Linked DNA regions of Homo sapiens: region 2 is linked to region 1. Evidence: read pairs that join two places in POLR2A ChIA-PET (ENCODE). Cell type or tissue: HepG2. All regions are shown on one strand. Links, peaks and the distances in the headings refer to the core of each region. The heading gives the core; the rest is flanking DNA. Region 1 has its middle 21 kb from the start of LINC02687. Region 2 has its middle 6.1 kb from the start of SLC35C1.

What was found. ChIA-PET counts read pairs that join two places held together with the same protein. Peaks named below come from ENCODE experiments on the same cell type or tissue, not always from the same donor. Only the 100,000 strongest peaks of a DNase experiment are listed, where the experiment ranks them.
Region 2: POLR2A ChIA-PET joins it to region 1 with 5 read pairs; 2 of 35 experiments call an interaction of 5 or more read pairs at or near these places.

What each region holds. Positions count from the first base shown.
Region 1 is chr11:45,389,726-45,394,116 of GRCh38, reverse strand. No RefSeq gene overlaps it. Among named protein-coding and RNA genes, the nearest start is that of LINC02687, 21 kb to the right of the region's middle. In HepG2, for the core only: no CTCF peak of the experiment used is centred there; DNase peaks (open chromatin) are centred at 2,576 and 3,526; H3K27me3 peaks cover 453 bases.
Region 2 is chr11:45,796,826-45,801,216 of GRCh38, reverse strand. No RefSeq gene overlaps it. Among named protein-coding and RNA genes, the nearest start is that of SLC35C1, 6.1 kb to the left of the region's middle. In HepG2, for the core only: no CTCF peak of the experiment used is centred there; a DNase peak (open chromatin) is centred at 1,946; H3K27me3 peaks cover 382 bases.

The DNA.
Region 1 (4,391 bases), core at 163-4,162:
AAAATCCTTTGGTATCAGAACCCTTCCCAGCTGGCCTTCTACACCTTGCAGTTCGGCTGTGCCCTGCCCTTCTGCACCTCCATGCCTTTCGGCAGACCTTCTCCACCCCCGGCAGCGCCCTTCGGAGTCCTCTGTTCCCCATCAATGTCCACGTGTCCCTCAAGATCCAGCCAAAGCGTGGTGCAGGGGAGGGTCTCCTTAGTTCTGCCTCCACCCCGTCTCCCCTGCCCCCGACACACACAAAGACCACCCCTCCCACTGTTGTCCCCTCGCAGAATCTGTGTTCTTGCTTCTGGTGCAGTATTTTTTTTCCTCTGCTGTCTCAACTCCCTCAGAGAATGAACCATGGCTATACATCCAGAATAATCCATGGCTCTCCGGGCCTGGCATCATAATTGCATTGTGTCTTTCTCTCTTGCCATGGCACAAGCTTCTGAAGGACAGGAATGTATCTTCATCCTCCAGACCTCCAGGCCTGAGGGCAGGGCCTAGTCCCCAACAGCGCTAAATACATTTTCCCTAGCTGAGCCACTGAGGACGGGTGATCCTTGACTGCATGAGTGAGGAGTCTTTGGGCCTGTGGCTGCTGTGCAGCCTTGGGCAAGCACCTGAGTCTCTCTGTGCCCATTTCCGTTTCCTTACGTCTGGGGAGTAAGATCTGCTGCTTGCTCATAAACATTTAGCTATCCTTTTCCTCCCTTTCCTCAGAGCCCAGGCCCTCTCGGAAGGGCTCAGACACTTGTATTTTATGTGTATCCAGCGCCTTTAGAAAATTCTCCTCTTTGGGTTTACTAAACCCTTCTGCAATGGCTTTATTCACACTCAGAGGAGAACTGGCTGGATCACGGAGGCACTGCTGATGGAGCCTGGGCGCCCCCATTGCATACCCATGTGAGTTCTCTTGTCCTCTTGTCAGTCAAGGGCTCCAGCTCTTAAGCAAGCGTGATGGACCACAGGAACCCCCAGGCCCTTGGAGGCATCCTGGCCAAGGTCTCCGCACCCTCCAGAAACCCAGCTGGGGGCATCCTGGATGGGGCTCTGCCTCTTCATAGAAACATCAAGCAGGGTTCAGGGCAGCCGACATCATTCTCCTCTTGTGATTCGCTTTTCCCTGGTGCCCCCGCCGACCCACCGCCCCCAGCCTCACCACGAATGTGCTGCCCCTCGCTGAGGTGGAAGTCATCCAGAAGCAAGGCTCTGTGAAGTATCTGGCTGGTGGACGACACCCCCCTGGGAAAACCTGGCCTCCCCCATCGCCTCATTACAGCAAGCTTTCCCACACACTGCCTCCGATTCACAGATCCCAGGAAGCCAGGAAGCCATCCACTTACAATAACGTGACTTATGATTTATGGTTATGATTACCAGGCCTTTTTTTTTCTTTTTCTTTTTTTTCAAAACATCTGATTTAATGGGCAAAATGCTATCCAGAGGAGCTGTGGGCCGTAAAAATGCAATAGCAGGAAAAAAAATGCTGCTAATGGCCTCTTCTAGTAACAGACCCTCAGAGATCAGCTCTCAGGGTTGTAACCAAGGCTTCTCAAGAGCTGGTCTGAGAAAGAGACCAGGGCTCAGCCGCAGCCCAGAGGTAACCCCAGAAAGCTGGGCCTCCTTTAAGACTTGTCTCTGCCTCCCCACCTTCCGTTTAAGAGGGGCCTTAAAACAGAAAGGCAGTTCCCATCTACTCCTGCTTTCCCTCACCTCCGGGCCTCACCTGGCCACACAGTCAGCGATGAAAGGGAGGGAGGGACCCCGGACTCTGGGGTCAACAACCCCTTGCCAGGCTTCTTGGCTGTTGGGGCACCCAGCAGCTGCTGCCAGAGCTTTCAGACCTGCCTCTTCTCCCGAAATACAGGATCGACAACCCGAACACAAAGGCACTTCCATCTCCTTTAACTCCTCTGAGCAGCCTGGGGTAATGGGAGCCCTGCTGTGTAGGACCCAGGATGCCTGGGTTCAGGTACTTGCTGTGTGACCCTGGGCAAGTCCCTTCACCCTCCAGATTTCCTTCTTCAGAAGATGAGGGAGGTGGTGGACGAGATGATCATCTTAGGGACTTCTGGGTAAACAGGGCAGGCAGGATTATGCCAGTTTTCTCTTCCTTGTGGAAATATAAACTCTAAGAGTGCCGGATTCTGTTTCCCCTTAGCTGTGTGTAATTCACATGTGAATTCTGCAGAGCAGTAATTGGTGGCCTGAACGGGGGACTAAGAATGACTCTGAGACCCCAGCTTAGGTGTGCTTGTCCAGGGCACCTCGGCTTCCCACCCCCCCACACACACAGTAAGCTCCTCCCAACTCTTGCCGGCAGGAAAGACATGTTCCTGGGGCCCACTGCTCCCATCCTCAGATGGGCCAGCAGGGCTAAGCATCCCCAGGATTCCTGCCTCCTGTCTACTCTCAGGAGAAGCAAGCCTAGCCCACTCTGGGACTCAGGCCCCAGGGACGGCCGCCTCCCCTCTGAGAGACTCAGTCCTCAAAGGTTGGGGGTTGACTGCTCCAAGCCCACATCTGGATGGGTCTCTCAAAGCTCTGGCTGCCTCCGGAAGCAGAAAAGCAAACAGGCAGTTTCTAAAAACCAAATATTTTGCTTTCGATGGGTTGAAGGTCAGGATGGATAAACAGACTGGAGAGTTCTCCTACCAAAGGAGGTCACAAGGTGAGAGGCTGACTTCTGGACTGGATGGGGATTTAGCATCCTGCTGCCCCACCTGGACCTACCCGAAAGGGGCAGAAGTGCCCTGAGAGGCTAAAGGGGAGGACAGAATACACCCAAGAGCACACTCCCCTCTCCTCCTCCAACCGCCCTCCAATCCCCCCACTCCCCAGCTCCGAGGCCATCACTGGGCAGGAGAGGCTCAGGCAGTCTTTAGCACAGGCCTCTCTCTTGAGCACCTGTTGATTAGATCCCTGCTCCTGCTCTCCCCGAGCCTCCCTGTGATGTATCAGAAATAAAACTCAACCTCTCCACCCAAACCTGCTCCTCTGTGGGCTCAAGACCAAGCCATGGGGGTCGTCCTAGGCCCCTGCCTCCCCCTTCCTCCCTGCCCTGTAGGCTCTGTCTCCTCGGCCCCCTCAGCCGGTCCCTTCCTCATCATCCTGCTGACCCCACCCCTCTCCTGGCCGCCATCTCCTGAGAGCATCCTGTCTAGGACCCCTCAGTTGTCCCCTGCCTCCAGTGAGGCTCTCTCAGCAATGCAGGGCTGAGGGCAGACCCTCCATGGAGTGCCTGTTTGGAGGAGGGTGAAAATGCAGGTTGGGGGCTGCTGTGGCTGAGAGGACCCAGAGAAGGGCATGAGGCAGGAAGGTGGGCTTGTTCTTCACAGCCATGGTGGGATGAGATTGGAGACAGAGGAACAAGAGGCCTAGGCGGGGGTGGCAGAGGTTAGGGGCCCACCCTGCCAGCCACTGGTGGTGTGCCCACCCAATCAATACCAGTTGCTCCGGAGTGACTCAGGCAGAGCTGCTCTCTGCCCGGAGCCCAGTAGCTCCCAAGCAGTTATTTGCTCACAGCATGTGGGAAGGGATGAGTGGTTAGAATTTATTAAGCCCGTGCAGGGGCTGGCTGAGGACAGGGAGGTGCAGAGAGGTTGCAAAACTTGCCAGCATCAGACAGTAGCGGGTGGAGGCAGGCTTTGAATCCAGGTTTCTCTAACCCTCATTCACTCTATCACATTGGAAGCAGCTACTTAAACTGTGCCTCAGTTTCTTCAGCTTCAAAAATGGGGATGATGATAATTTCACCATCTCAAAGCAGTGATGAGGATCAGAGATGATGCTCGTGTAAGTCAAGGTCAAAAGCGTCAAAGCAAGATGGTCAGTGAGGGTCCTGGGACCTAACTCCAGTCTGTGGGTCCCAAAGTGCTTTACCAGGCACTAAACTTCCTCCTACCATCATCAACACCATCATTGTCCCCATTAATGCAAATATTATACAAGGATAACGGGAGAGTCTGATAAACTGAGATTCCTGCCTCCCAGGCCCTTACGTTCTAGGAGAGTAACAGATCAGAGAGAAAAACTAGAAAGCAGCACCAACCCAAAAATGAGTGTGAAGGGGGGACTGGGCATAGGGGCTTGCCAGGGGTCTGGGCAGGGTGCATACTATGCCTGTAGCTGGGACACTCCAGACCACAGGGCTCAGCTTGGTTTGAGATGATTTCTACCTTGCTCTGTCCTCAGACAGGGAGCTCTGGGGGACATCTGAGGCCTGGTAGCCAGTTTGCAATTTTTACAAAGCACAGAATGAGAAAGGGTGCTGCCTCATCAGGAAGGTGCATTCCAAGAAACAATCTGTTCTTTGTAATAATCATTTTTTTCATGACTGTCTAAAATTCTACTGGTGCATACACCATAATTTAATGTGCTGCAACAAGGAAAATGCTTATGAT
Region 2 (4,391 bases), core at 275-4,274, 410 kb before region 1:
TCCTGCATACCTACACAGTTCTAAAGGGGTCTCTTTGCTACAGCAACAAGGCCTTTACCCACATGCCTACTGGAATGGCATTTCCTCCTCACACACATATTTTCTAGGCAAAATTGAGAAGGCATGAAATTGCTTAGTCTAATTTCTCTGTTCCTCTCTCTCTCTTTTGCTTTATCTCTCACAGTTTCCCATCCATCCATCCATCCATCCATCCATCCATCCATCCATCCATCCAACTGTTCATCCATCCAACCATCCATCCATCCGTCTGTCCATCCTGTCCTTATCCAGGACCTAGCACAATGCCTGCCACAGTAGGTGCCTAGTGCCTCGTTGTGGAATGAATGGAAGTCAGACCATGGGTAGGAATGCCTGGAAATCAGGGCCAATTTAAGAACCGTATTGACCCTAATCCCTGAAGTTTATAAGGCTTCTCATTCATCCCACATATAATTCAAAGTAAAAATTAACACTAAACTACAAAATACATGTAAGCAGAGCAAAAATCTTTTTTTTCCTCATTATTACTGGAATGCTCTTTTGAAAATAATAAGCTATTTCCAGAAAAAAATTATGTCTTCCTTTTCTAGTACTTGTGGCAGATGCTACCAATCATCTATTTCAGGAGTTGGCAAATTTTTTTTGTAAAAGGCCAGAGAGTAAGTGTTTCAGATTCTGTGGGCCATATAGTCTCTGTCGAAAGTACTCAACACTGCTATTGTAGTATTGTAAACAAATGGATACAGCTGCATTTCAATAAAACTTTATTTATAAAAATGGAGGAATGGACAGAAGTTGGTTAATGGGTACGAAAATACAGTTTTAGATAGAAGGACTAAGTTCTAGTATTTGATAGTACAGTAGAAGAATTATAGTTAACAATAACTTATTGTATATTTCAAAATAGCTAGAAGAGAAGAACTGTAATGCTCCTAACACAAAAGATAAATGTTTGAGGTAATGGGTATCCCAATTACCCTGATTTAATCATTATACATTATATACATGTATCAAAATATCACATGTACTCAAAAAATACAATTATGATATATCAATAATTTTTTAAACATTAAACAAGTAGTGGACCAGATTTGGTTCACTGGTTGTAGTTTGCAGACCTCTGGTTTACTCTATATTAAATTATTCTTCTTGGCCGGGCATGGTGGCTCACGCCTGTAATCCCAGCACTTTGGGAGGCTGAGGTGGGCGGATCACTTGAGGCCAGGAGTTTGAGACCTGCCTGGCCAACATGGTGAAATCCAGTCTCTATTAAAAATACAAAAATTAGCTCAGCGTGGTGGTGCATGTCTGTAGTCCTAGCTACTCGGGGGGCTGACATATGAGAATTGCTTGAGCCTAGGAGGCAGAGGTTGTAGTGAGCTGAGATTGTGCCACTGTACTCCAGCTTGGGCAACAGAGTGAGACTCTGTCTCAAAATAAATAAATAAATAAATAAATAAATAAATAAATAAATTCTTCTTTCTTACTAACATTACCCATATTTTGTTTGTAAGTCAACATGTCAACATGTTTCACCTCAAACTGGTTACTTGCAGCTAGAGGTGACCATGTGACATAATTTTGGCCAATGAGTAGTAAGCTGAGGATTTCTGGGAAAGTTTTTGCTTTTTGCGATAGGTATAGACTTATTTGCTGTTTTTTTTTTTTTTTTTTTTTTTCCCCTCCTTTGTTCTGCCTATAATGTGGAACTGATGTCTGGAAAGGCGGCAGCCATCTTGTGGCCATGAGGCAAAAGCTACGAAGAGGAAAACTAAGGATGGCAGAACTAAGGATGGCAGGACAGCTGGGAGCTGTCCTGAGTCCTTTAGAGCTTGGCTAAGCTGCCCTCTCAGCTCTGGGCTGCCTAAGCCTTACTGTAGGAGATGAATAACCCCTATCAGTTTAAACCGCTCCAGGATGGTATTCTGGTTTTGGCTGTGGAGGAAAGTCCTAATGTAAACAGTGCTCTATTGAGCAATTCAGTGTTGCTGGAACTCATGTTGAAGGTTCCAGGAAGGCTCGGGACTGCGTAGTTTCTGGGTCTGGGGCAGCAATGTGGAGGATTCACTTGTCAGGGAGTGAACCCATGCTGATGAGCTAAAGGTGGGGTGGAGAATTCCAAAGGCAGGGCCCACTTGCCAGACAAGGATTGGGAGTGGGAGAGTCAGAACAAGGACAAACAAATCCCAAAGCATGAGATGTGTGGCCAGAAACGGGGGGAGGGGATTCTTCAGGCAAGAACGGGAAATAGGCAGGGGATTGGCACGGAGCTGGCTCCGCTTTCACAATGACACTTACGAGGCGTCACCTTGCATTCCTGGTCTGGCTCCTGGGCAGTGGCTGACTTTGGACGGTGTTGGCCTTTTTGGATCTGTTGAGATGTAGAGTAGTGATATGGTCTGGCTCTGTGTCCCCACCCAAATCCTGTGTTGAACTGTAATCCCCAGTGTTGGAGGTGGGGCCTGGAGGGAGGTGATCGGATCACAGGGATGGTTTCAGATGGTTTAGCATCATCTCCCTAGTGCTGTCTCATGACAGAGTTCTCCCAAGATCTGGTTGTTTAAAAGTGTGTAGCACCTTCTGCTTTGCTCTCTTCCTCCCTCTCCAGCCATGTGAGACGTGACTGATTTCTCTTTACCTTCTGCCATGATTGTAAGTTTCCTGAGGCCTCCCCAGCCATGCTTCCTGTACAGCCTGCAGAGCTGCGAGTCAGTTAAACCTCTTTTTTAAATAAATTACCCAGTCTCAGGTAGTTCTTTGTAGCAGTGTGAGAATGGACTAATACAAGTAGTAAAAAGCATTACTTCACAAAACTCCCGAAATATGCATCTGATTAATCTCTGAGCAGGAGTGATGTTTCCCCAGTCCTAATCCATTGGGAGTAATGGTGTCTGCCCCTCTTGGTGGAGGGTGTGTTACCAGCAGCTAACATTTATTGGAGATTGGCTTCATACCAGGTGGTTTATATACAACATGTTAGTCCTCACAACAATGCTGTGAGGTAGAGTCCACCATCATATTCTTATTTTCCAGAGGGAGAAATTGAGACACAGAGATGTTAAGTCTTTGGTTCAAGGCCACCCATGAGGAGGTAAGAGCTGGATTTGAACCCAGGCTAGTTTGACTTCTGAGCAGAAGTTTATCCTGTTGCATGAGCTCACCTTACTCCCAGAGAGTTTTCCAATTGGTCTTCTAGGTCCTTGGGCCTATGGAGTGACCCTGGCCTTGCTGCTCTCCGTCCTGCTGTTGAAGGGCAGATACGTGCCTAGGGTTGGATTGCACCAGTCCCAGGGTTCTTTCCATGCTGGTACTTGAGAACCCTCTGACTGATCCATTATCTGGTCTTTGTCTGTAGCTTTTCCACCCATTAGTTTTATCTCCCACCTAACTGTAAGCTCCGTGGTAGTAGAGAGGATGTCTAGGGATCATGATAGCTAATAGTTATTGGGCACTTGCTGTGTGCTCTGCCCTGGCCTCAACACTGCATGGATTAATTCCTCTAATCCCCATGATACCTCTGTGAATTGGGCATTCTTATTCCATTTTACAGAAGAGGAAACTGAGGTCTGGAGAGGTTAAGTTAACTTGCCTAAGGTCATAGGGGCTGACAAATGGCAGAGCTGGGATTTGAACCCCAGGCCGACTGATTTACTCCCTTAACTATTCATGTTATTCTGCCTCTCCTTGTGTATATAGCACTTTGTGGTTTACAAAGCATTTTCACCCACATTTAAAAAGGCTCTCAGAACATCAGGGCTTCAAAATACCTTAGAGATTGCCCACTCCTCCTCATTTTACAGAGAATGAATAGGTCAAGAGAGGAATGAGTTGCTCAGGGTCACACAGTTTATGAAAGGGTGAGACAGGACTGGAACCCCACTCTCCTAACTGTTCATAGATAGCCCTGCCAGACCCCAGGCTCCTTCCCTGCCCTGTGAGCTCTCTAAGCACTGGGGCTGCATCATAGGCATCCTTAGGCCTCTGGCCCCTAGCACAGTACCTTGCACACAATAGGTGCTCAGGAAGTGTGCACTGAATGGATATGAGCCCAGGGCTCACGTCATTATTAGACACACCACTCCATTCCAGTACATCTTTGGTATGTCTCATGGCATGGGGCACAATGGCCGGCATATAGTCGGTGTACTGTGTTGAATAGTATCCCCCACAAATTCATACCCAGAACCCCAGAATATATGACCTCACTTGGAAATAGGATTATTGCAGCTGTATTGAGTTAAAATGGGTTCATACTGGATTAAGGTGGGCCCTCAGTCCTATGACTTGTGTCCTTGTAAGGAGAGGGAGATTTGGTGATGCAGAGACGCAGAGTGGGCACACATGGCTGAAAGGCCTCGTTAAGATGGAGGCAGAAGGTAGAAATAGGACTA